Regions from separate parts of the Homo sapiens genome. Here region 2 is linked to region 1. Evidence: read pairs that join two places in POLR2A ChIA-PET (ENCODE). Cell type or tissue: MCF 10A. All regions are shown on one strand. Links, peaks and the distances in the headings refer to the core of each region. The heading gives the core; the rest is flanking DNA. Region 1 holds the start of RNF227 (ring finger protein 227). Region 2 overlaps GUCY2D (guanylate cyclase 2D, retinal).

The links. ChIA-PET counts read pairs that join two places held together with the same protein. Peaks named below come from ENCODE experiments on the same cell type or tissue, not always from the same donor. Only the 100,000 strongest peaks of a DNase experiment are listed, where the experiment ranks them.
Region 2: POLR2A ChIA-PET joins it to region 1 with 11 read pairs; 8 of 35 experiments call an interaction of 5 or more read pairs at or near these places.

What each region holds. Positions count from the first base shown.
Region 1 is chr17:7,912,870-7,918,240 of GRCh38, forward strand. RNF227 (ring finger protein 227) reads right to left here and starts at 3,420. Exons shown (of 2, transcript NM_001358699.2): 1 at 2,810-3,420; 2 at 470-2,708. The coding sequence starts at 3,326. The coding sequence ends at 2,653. RefSeq lists an enhancer at 2,138-3,071 and a silencer at 3,050-3,359. In MCF 10A, for the core only: no CTCF peak of the experiment used is centred there; DNase peaks (open chromatin) are centred at 2,982 and 3,472.
Region 2 is chr17:8,017,149-8,022,519 of GRCh38, forward strand. It overlaps GUCY2D (guanylate cyclase 2D, retinal), which reads left to right. Exons shown (of 20, transcript NM_000180.4): 20 at 2,980-3,194. Among named protein-coding and RNA genes, the nearest start is that of GUCY2D, 17 kb to the left of the region's middle. In MCF 10A, for the core only: no CTCF peak of the experiment used is centred there; DNase peaks (open chromatin) are centred at 2,233 and 2,773.

The DNA of each region.
Region 1 (5,371 bases), core at 265-5,264:
CATTTTTATCTCTTAGATTATTCACTAAAACTGAGGTTCTTCCAGCCCCAGCTATGTCATGGCCTCTGTAGAGAAGGAGGGTGAGCAGCAGATACCTACGTAGCCTCAGGTTGACTTCAGAGAGAGTGGGACTTACTGGACAGAAATGTAGTGGGAGGAGCGCCTATCAAGATTCAAAACTGCCTTCCAGCCATCCTTTTGATCATCCTTTCCACCTTCAAGTTGCTTAGTTCCCCTAAGAGTCAGTAGAGGTCACTACAGCTCCACAGGTTCAGCTCCAGTATGAAGCAAAGGCACACTTTTTTTTTTTTTTTTTTTAAGGCGTTGAGGGTCAGATCTGTCTAGCTTACCAAAGATTTGAACTGCTAGGCACTTCCTTGATGTTTATTGTTCACTAAACAGAGCCTCTGAGAGATTGAGAGAGGCCAGACACTTAGTTCACAAGGCTATTATATTAAAAAATAAGAGATAAAGCCAACAAATATTTATTGAGTACATACTATACAGTAACACTGCTGTTGGCCCTGGAGATAAAACAGTCACAGGTCAGCCCTTGCTCCCATAGGGCTTACACTCCAGTGGGGACACCCACAAAGCATGAAAATAAAAGCAGTAAAAATAAAACAGGGCATTATGTTACAGAGGGGTGGGGGAAAAGGCTCTACTATGTTGAAGGCAGAAAAAGGCCTCCCAAAAGAGGGAGCATTTAAGCTGAGATGTAAGGACAGGAAAATGCCAAAATAGGGTTACAAAAATTGAGGTTTATACCCCCATAAGTGTATAATTATGATTTGTCAATCAAAAATATTTATATTTTAAAAAGATTGGAGGCCTCTAAAAAATTGAGGTTAATAATAAGTTCACATTTTTAACTAAGAGAAAAATGTTACATAGTAGGTTAGGATTTCTTTAGCAATAGAATGTTACTTTAGAACTTTGGGGCCGGGCGTGGTGGCTCACGCCTGTAATCCTAGCACTTTGGGAGGCCGAGGCAGGCGGATCATGAGGTCAGGAGATCGAGACCATCCTGGCTAACACGGTGAAACCCCATCTCTACTAAAAATACAAAAAAATTAGCCAGGCGTGGTGGTGGGTGCCTGTAGCCCCAGCTACTTGGGAGGCTGAGGCAGGAGAATGGCGTGAACCCAGGAGGCAGAGCTTGCAGTGAGCCGAGATCACGCCACTGCACTCCAGTCTGGGCAACAGAGCAAGACTCCATCTCAAAAAAAAAAAAAAAGAACTTTGGATAAAATAATCTATCAGTCATACCTATTATGCTTTAAATATTCTACCTACAGATGGTGATATCCTAAAGAGTGTAGGATCTAGACCAATGGTACTTAAATTTTCACATGCACACACATCACCTGGGATTGTTAAAATGCCAGAGTCTGGCCCGGCGCGGTGGCTCACTCCTATAATCCCAGCACTTTGGGAGGCCAAGGTGGGCGCCATCACCTGAGGTCAGGAGTTTTGAGACCAGCCTGACAAACATGGCGAAACCCCATCTCTACTAAAAATACAAAAATTAGCCAGGTGTGGTGGCAGGCGCCTGTAATCCCAGCTACTCCGGAGGATGAGGCAGGAGAATCGCTTGAACCTGGGAGGCGGAGGCTGCAGTGAGCCGAGATCACGCCACTGCACTCCAGCCTGGGCGACACAGTGAGACTCTGGCTCAAAACAAAAACAAAAAAACAAAAAACCCTGCCAGAGTCTGATTCAGGAAGTCTGGAGTGGGATCCTAGAGTGAGACTGTGCACTTCCGTTGACAGTACACCAACACTGCTGGTCCTTGACTATGACTTTATGGTCATAAGATACAGGATTCTAAAATAGAATACATGGCATATATACAACAGGTGATGTCCCATTATGGGACACAAATTTTAAAGACACTTAAAATTGTATAAGTATCTTTTCAGTAGCGCTAGTGTGTTCCCGTGACTGTAAAGATAACACAGATAATAGCAAAAGTTTGAAATATGATGCCTTTCAAATGGCTCTCCCTTCCTACTTTGATAGGCTCTAATTAGGTGCCTCACATAAATGCCCTTTGGAATTTCTGATACCTGCCCTAGCAGGTTGAAGGGAGATTCTGAAATGAAGCAAGGCTCCTAATCATAGTCACAGGCAGGGAGCCATCTCAATTTCTGGAACACAGAACTGGGAGTGGGGAGACAGCAGGCATACCAGCACCCTTACATGCCAGAGAAGTGAGATTAACATGACGCGAAAATTAGCCTCTTCTCTCCCGTTCCATCTTAAAAAAAAAAAAAATTCAAACCATTGACAAAGAATTGCTAAAATGGGACCTGTTGCTCCCACACACCAGAGCCACCCTGGACAAAAGCCAACGTCCCAGCTAAGAAAACAGTCTGTCTTCTTCCCACGGTAACGTAGGCTTTGTTTATATCATCCCTTGGCCACTCCATCCTGAAAATGTAAGACTGGCACAGTCAGTAGATGGGGGCGAGTTCGTCTAGGAGCCTCCCCAACTCAGCATCAACACCTCCCAGGGCGTTCCCTCCTGCCTTCGGCTCATCTCTCTCATCACATGCCAATCCTGGGATCTGAGAGAGAGTAGTCTTGACATCAGCCCCCGCGAGGCTGCAGCTCCCACCTTCCTTCGGCTGTAGCTTCCGAGTTCCTCGGTTACAACGTGCAACGGGTCAGGTGGCCAATGTCCTTGATCTCCGCACAGTAGAGCACTGGGGGAAAGAAGAAGGGTTAGTGGCAGCAGGAGCATGCCAACGAACCTCGGTATTCCTCGGCGCTCTCTCCCCTGCATCCTCCCCGGGCAGCCCCTCACCGTTGCTAGGCAGCGGACGCCGCCAGCGCCGCGCAGGCCCCAGGACCCTGTCCCAGAGCCGCCGGAGCGCGCGCCACCCAGCACTCCTAGGCCCCGCCCCCTTCTCGCTCTCCCCTTCTTCCTCCGCCTCTCCGTCAGCGTCGCTGCTTTCCTTGGCCGGGTTCCCAGCCTCATCTCGTTCGCACTTGGCCCGCGCTTTTTCCTCCAATCGCGACCACAAGTCCGAGTCAAGAGCCATCTCCGTGAGGCCGCCGCGAGGGAGCTGCGAGGGCGCGCGGCAGAAGGGGCACGTGACCACGCGGCGCAGGCGCACCACGCGCGCGGCCGCCCCGCCGCCGTCCCCGCGCGCCGCCAGCTCGCGGAGGCAGGCGGTGCAGATCGTGTGGCCGCAGCGGGCGCGCGCCGTTCCGGGCAGGCGGCGGGGCGCGCGGCACCCGAGGTTGAAAGGACGGTAGCAGATGTTGCAGTCCAGCTCGCCCCGCTCCGGAAGAGAGGGTACCCTCACCAAGAGCTGCATCGTGCCCGCCGCGGACTCGAGGACGTCGCTAACGCGGCCAGCTCCGTGAACAGAACGAGCACACTCTCCTGGGGCCGGGTCGGGTCCTGGGGCCGGCGCCGCGGCCTCTTTCCCCTTTAAATAGGGGAATAAGTGAGGCCCCACCCTTCGGAGCGTCACGCCTTGATCGGGCCGCTCCCTGTGGCGGCACGTGTGGGGGCGGTGGAGGCTTGAGGCCGGGAATGACAGCAATGATGGAGTCGGGGAGGCGGCCCAGGCCATGCCAGGACCGGAGCCCTGGGGGCCAAAGCACCCATTCCTCCCTACTCCCGGGGGAGCGGGGTGGGGCTTTCCTTCTTCCCCCAACGCAACGCCAGCGCTCCTTAATTCTACCATGTACAAAGCCCCGGGTCTCTCTCTGCGCCTGAGCCCTCAGTCACTGGCACAAGTCTCTAAAGCCCCCTCCGCCTATTCAGTTGCTCGCAGTTAGTTTCACAATCCCACCCAGTTTCCAAACACGGCCCGTTCTGCCCAACCTTTAGTGGTCCCTGGGCCTTTGAATCGATTTTGCCCTCAATTCTCATTATAGATGACCTCTCTGTGTTGTTTGTAAGGCTGGCTTCCTAAACTTCATTCTCCCCAAACTGCTTAACTCTCAGCTGGTATCTCAGCCTAAGGAGGGACCTAGATGCCAGGACCATGGCTTTAGGAATGCTGGGAATCCTTTCCTTCCGGAGGCCTGGACACCCACACATCGTGATGGCCCCAGCAAAGCTCCCCAGCATAAGTTCTGACTCAGGGGTCTGACTTCTCCCACTGGTAAACAGGACATGGTACTCACAACCCACATTCCCCTCATGGTGCCACACCCACACACAGCTGCCTCCTCACCCTCCTCTCCTGGACCTGCAGCCCAGGTTCTGTTATGGAGGGTGATAACACAGTCTAGAGCCAGCTGGCTTGAGTTCAGATCCTAGCTTCCACCTCTTACTAGTTGTGACACTTTGAGCAAGTTACTTAATTTCTCTGGGCCTTGGTTTCCTAGTTTTAAAAATGTGGATAATAATAATGAGGACTGAATGAACTTATATGTGTAAGGTGCTTCAAATGGTGTCCAGTACACAGTAAAACACCAGGTAAGTACTATATTAGCTACTATTGTTATCCTGTGCCCCCAGCCTATACTGAATTCACATTAACTTCTGAGTACCCAACATTTTCTTTTTTTTCTTTTTTTTTTTTTTTTGAGACGGAGTCTTGCTGGGTTGCCCAGGCTGGAGTGCAGTGGCACCATCTCGGCTCACTGCAAGCTCCGCCTCCCGGGTTCATGCCATTCTCCTGCCTCAGCCTCCCGAGTAGCTGGGACTACAGGCGCCCACCACCACGCCCAGCTAATTTTTTGTATTTTTAGTAGAGACGGGGTTTCAATGTGTTAGCCAGGATGGTCTCGATCTCCTGACCTGGTGATCCGCCCGCCTCGGCCTCTCAAAGTGCTGGGATTACAGGCGTGAGCCACCGCGCCCGGCCAGTACCCAACATTTTCAACACCCATCCATCTTGACCAATATGTGCATGATGAGCTTCTCCACACCCATGGCATTTACCAGCTATCACAGGCAATGCAAAGCTGGTTTTTAAACCTAAATTGTTAAAACCTAGAGGGTAATCTCTTTTGAGGAGGTATACCATCATTTTTAAGCAAACATTTCAGAACTTTTGAATGGTATTGTCTGTGATCATGGGAGAAGCTGTCTACTTATTACAGTGATGCTGTCACAATTCAAAACTTTTTGGTCTTAAAAAAGGACTGGTAGGGCCAGGCATGGTGGCTCTTGCCTGTAATCCCAGCATTTTGGGAGGCCGAGGTGGGTGGATCACTTGAGGTCAGGAGTTCAAGACCAGCCTGGCCAAATGGTGAAACCCCATCTCTACTAAAAATACAAAAATTAGCCGGGGGTGGTGGCTCACACCTGTAGTCCCAGCTATTTGGGAGGCTGAGGCACGAGAATTGCTTGAACCTGGGAGGTGGAGGTTGCAGTGAGCCGAGATCACGCCACTGCACTCCA
Region 2 (5,371 bases), core at 102-5,101, 100 kb after region 1:
TTGCAAAACCAGCCATGTGACCTTGGGAAAGTGTCACGCATGCTCTGCTGTGATCCCTTCAGTGGCAAAATGGGGGGTGGCCTAAGTGGTTCCCAAGGCCCCTGTGCACCTGACAGCTGGGTGGCTTGTGGCCCTCACCCCCAGGAGCCCTGAGTCCAGCAGGGGATGTGAGGGTCAGGGATTCTCCGCTTCCCAGTGTCTCTCAGGGACCCAGGAAGGAGGATCTGGGATTGATGCCCGACCCCAGAGGAAGTGGAGTTCTGTTCCACCAGAGCAGGGTTTGTCACATGGCCTGAGGGGGCAAGGGCTCCTGTTTAGCCTCAAGCTTCATTCCTATCTCCATCTCCCACCAGTCAGAAACTGGCTGCTTCTCCTGTGGGTATAATCAGGGAACTTGCCCAAGTGCAGAGAAAAGCTTGCTTCAATGCTTTGAGGAAAGGAAATTGTGCCACACCTTGACTGACCAGAACATCCAAAGAGCGGCATTCTCTGTTTAACTAGGAGCTGCTGAGCAAGCAGTTGGACAGAAAATCCTCTCTGCTTAGAATTTTTTCTTTTTTTTTGAGTCTCACTTTGTCACCCAGGCTGGAGTGCAGTGCAGTGACACAATCTCGACTCATTGCAACCTCCTCCTCTCAGGTTCAAGTGATTCTCCTACCTCAGCCTGCCGAGTAGCTGGGATTACAGGCACCCGCCACCACGCCCGGGTAATTTTTTTGTGTGATTTTAGTAGAGATGGGGTTTCAGCATGTTGCCCAGGGTGGTCTTGAACTGACATCAAGTGATCTGCCCACCTTGGCCTCCCAAAGTGCTGGGATTACAGGTGTGAGACACCGCGCCTGACCTTTGCAGCAATTATCAATGCCCTGTCCTGGCAAGTCCCCAGTTGAAGTTGCCTTTGTGAAACTCTGACCTTCCAGAGCCTGGGCCTTGGCACATTTGACTCTTGGTGTCTGTCACCATTGCTACAGACCCTGGAAGAAGTTTGCAGCAGGCTAGGAAACCACCTAGGCTGCCACCAGAGGTAGTGAGTGTCCAGTCCCTGGAGGTGTGAAGGCAGAACTGGAGACATCATTGACCAGGGATACGACAGTGAGAGGGAATTCCGGAACTGAACCTTCACTACACCAAGTGTGGTTGGTGGGCCAGGGTCGGCACTGCCTGTGAGCTCATTAGAAATGAAGGATCTCAGGGCCCCACCCCAGACCTGCTGAGTCTGGATCTGCATTTTAACAAGTTCCTACAAAATATTGACACGCTCATTAAAGTTTCTGAATCATAGAACTAAATCACCCTAAGATCTTTAAATCTTAGAATCTCTAAGATCTCATAAAGCCAGGCTACAAACTAGCCACCAAATTTCTTTTGTTTGGCCTATAGAGTGTTTTGTTTTGAGCTAACATTTAAAAATCAACAGCTTCCACATTTTAAAAATGTATAGCAGATTTCCCCCTTCTCTTGAAATCAGAAGCCCCACATGGTGCTTGTGTCACCACTTAACCACATTCTGCTGCAGCTAAACAGCAACAGTCCCCTTTATCCAGATGTCGCCACTCCCCACAGACTCCGAGACACCAAGATTTTTTGAACATTCCTTTATATTCCTGCCTGGTGCCTGTAGACATTGAGCTTAGGACTCCTTAGCAGGTATTAGGATTACAGGGGCTCCTGGACGGGACTTTGCCTTCTTTTTTTTTTTTTTAAACTGATTCATGACTTCCACAAGCTTAGTGGTATTCCCCTCCTTCCTAAAGGTGAAGGAAGAATGTATCAAACATCGAGAATCCAGCACTTGTAAGTTCTGGTTACCGAAGGTGATGTTGCTACAGAGAGCAATTTAGTGCAATTTTAAAAACATTTTAAATTGAATTTAAATACGATGAATTAAAGATTAAAAACAAAACAAAACCCGGGCATGCACACACACACATTTTTAAAAGTTATTTACATTCTTGAAGATTTTCCTTAAGATTTTCTCTGTACTTAGGTCCCAGGGATTGAAGCGCAGATTCACATCTCTGGCCTTGGACCTGACTGTGTGGATAGAGCTCTCAGCCTCCTGTCTCTTCCCTCCCGTACCCGACCCTGCAGCCCTTCCCCTTCCTTCCCTCTCTCCCTGCCTGCAAGGGCCTGGAGTAGTTAATGGTGTGTGATTTCGGCTGCCTCAAGGAAGAGTCCAGGATTAGGTGCAGAGGGATTAGCTGGGACAGGCTTAGGCAGGGCTCCTCCCGGAAGCAGAGGCGGATGAGCCAGAGGGCAGACCCAGTTTAAGGTAGAAGTGGAGTGGGCAGGGCTGAGCCAGTTCCTTCCCACCTTCACTCAGCCTCCTTCCCAGGCTGGCCTCAAGCTCAAGTGACCAGATGTGATAGAAGAGCCCTGACCCCTCCCCAGCTAGAAGAACTTGGGGAACCCCCACCCCAGAGTTCACAGATCTAGTGGGAGAAGAGAAGGCAAAAGATGAAGCCTCAGCCTCCTCTCTGTGCCTCAGCCTCTCCTTTCTCTGTTCCTGCCTCCCTTTCTGCTCTATTCTCCTGTCTTTGTGTCCCCACAGTCCCCTTTCTGCCTGGCAGTCTCTGTCTGCCTTTCTCTGCAGTTTCCACCATTTCTCTGGAAATCTTATTTCCTGGACCCAGTCGGTTATCCAGTCTCAGGGCTCTGCTGACTCAAGTCCTCCCCACCCTGTTCCTGTGGCCTGGGCAACTCCCAGCGCATGAGAGCACCGGGGCCTGGCTTGGTCACTGGGCATCCCCCACCTTCAGATGTGTTTACACTACCTCTGCCAGCTGGCCTGCGCCAGGAGCCCACACTTGCGGTTGTCCTTGCCTTGGAGATGGCTCTGTAGCTGGCAGAGCAGTGATGGCCAAAGCAGGGACCTCTCATAGCTGCTGCTTCAATCCCACGGCAGAGACTCTACAGCGTGTCCCGGGGCTCACCTGGCGCCTTTTTTTTTTTTTTTTTTTTTTTTGTGCTTCTCCTTAGGGTCTGGGCCCTGCTCCCTGTCCCATCTGCAGTGGACCCCAGGCACCCCCCTTTGAGGAGGTGGGGTGAACTGCTCCTTGGCAGGGATTTGTGACACTGCATTGCTGGGCTGTGTTCCTCGGGCTCTTCTGGACCTTGCACCGTGGATACCAGGCCATGTGCCATGGTATTTGGGTCCTGGGAGGGTGGGTGAAATAAAGGCATGCTGTCTTCCATGTTGTGGTGTGTGCTGCTTTTAGCCAGGAGAGTAGTCTCGACACCCCCATCTCTGGAACGCTCAGCCCTGCCATTTCCAGGGAGGGTTTCAGATAGGGTTGAACCTTAGAGATGGCCTGAAGAGGGGAAGTGGCCGGGGCCAACAGCTCCCAGGAACTCCTCTGCTCAGAGAACCAGTTGGGGAAGTCTCGGGCCTCTCAGGCTGCTGGAAAAGACCAGGGTCTCTGACGCTTTTAAGGTGGGTGATGTGGCTTCATCCCTTGATTGTATGCAGGAGGGAAGAAGGAAGAGAAGGACAGAGCTTGTCTATGCCATGACTCCATGACCCATGGACCATAACCTACAAACATGGGAGCCAGAGTCCAAGACTGAAGGAACAGGGCCCCCAGATGGGAAAGGTGAGGTCCACTGGTCTCTGGGCAGGACCTCATCAACAACCCACACTCCACCTCTGACCCTTCACAAACCTGCCCCTGGAGCTTCAGAGCAGGAGAGACTATCCCAAAATCACCAGTGGGTGACTGGCCCCTAAGTCTTCCGGGAGCCCAGCTGTTCCCGTGCCAGGCCCAATGTCCCAGACAGGATGACCTGTAATGGACATCGACTGTGCTGCCTTCCTACATCCATCCTGCTGGGCAGTGGGCAGCCATCTGTGCCCCATTCTTAATCCCAGTGGAAGTGGCTAGAACTGACTGCTGACTTCCCCCTTCAGGCCAGCCCAATCATTCCGTTCCTCTGGCCTCAAAGACAGATGAGCTGGGCCAGGCTGATGAAGCTCGGTGCTGGGACGTTGTTTGAAGCCATGGGGAGAAATTGTCTTCTTGGGGGGTTGCTGAGAGGATGGGACATTGAGAGATCCTTGCCACCACAAAGACAGAGCTGAACTGGCAGATGGAGAGAGACAAAGTCCTGATGGCTACTGTCTGAGCTGGGATACCTCACTGGGCCTAAAGCCAAGTCCGGCTGTTTAAGCAACATGGGCCAGCAAATTATTTTCTTTGCTTAAGCCAGGTTGCGTTGGGTTCTTTCTTTTCTTTCTTTCTTCCTTTCTTTCCTTTCTCTTTTCTTTCTCTTCTTTCTTTTTCTCTCTCTCTCTCTCTCTCTCTCTCTTCTTCTTTCATACCTCAAAACCCTCACGATGGCTGGGCACAGTGGCTCATGCCTGTAATCCCAGCACTTGGGGTGGCTGAGGTAAGAGAATCACTAGAGCCTAGGAGTTCTAGACCAGCCTGGGCAACATAGCAAAATCTTGTCTCTACAAAACACAAAAATTAGCCAAGCATGGTGGTGCACACCTGCAGTCCCAGCTACTCCGGAGGCTGAGGCAGGATGATCACTTGAGCCCGGAAGGTCAAGGTTGCAGTGAGCTGAGATCACACCACTGCATTCCAGAGCGAGACTGTCACAAACAAACAAAAACCTTCGTGATGTTTTCACGGTGATGAAATGTTGGTCCATTTGATTACGATGTGCTGATGGCTGCAAGTTCAACAGGTGGCTTTCCCATCTACTCCACCTCCTCACCCAAACCACTATGCCAAGCAGACACCTATCCATAGCCACGCACTTTATGGCCTCGCCTCAACATCATTCCCTTTGTCTCTGGCCAGCATGTCATCTCCTAGGCCTCTCTCTCAGCCTTGATCACCCACTCCCAAGCTGCATGCCTCCATCGGCATATTCCTATTGCAACTATCAACCAGGGGCCGCTGAGGCCACAGGGGTTCTCCTGCATGGACTGGCTGGTCCTCAACCACAGTCCCTGGGGTCACCTCTCCCAGGGCTTAGCCTTTATCCAAGGATAAAGGGATGGGCACCCAGAGCTCCTGCCACACTCTCTTCCAGGGCAGAGGCGAGGGCAGGGTAGGTCGCGGCCCCAGTGGAAACAAGGCCTGAGGGACTGCATACCCAGCTTTGAAGGTCTGCCCTGGAAGGCCCCAGACTGCTTCAGGCTCTGAAAAGGCAATGAGGAGGGTCCAGTGCTGAGCTCTTATCCTCAATGATGCCAAGGGGTGGAAGCCTTTCTGGCGCTTGGAGAAGAGGCCCAGCCATGGGGTGGCTGAAATAGATGATCTCAGATTATCTCAAGACCAGAGCTGATCCCAGAAACTGGTCCTTCCCTGAGTAAATGCTTCCCAGAGAAGGCCAGAGGACATGCCCTGTGATGATGCAGCTG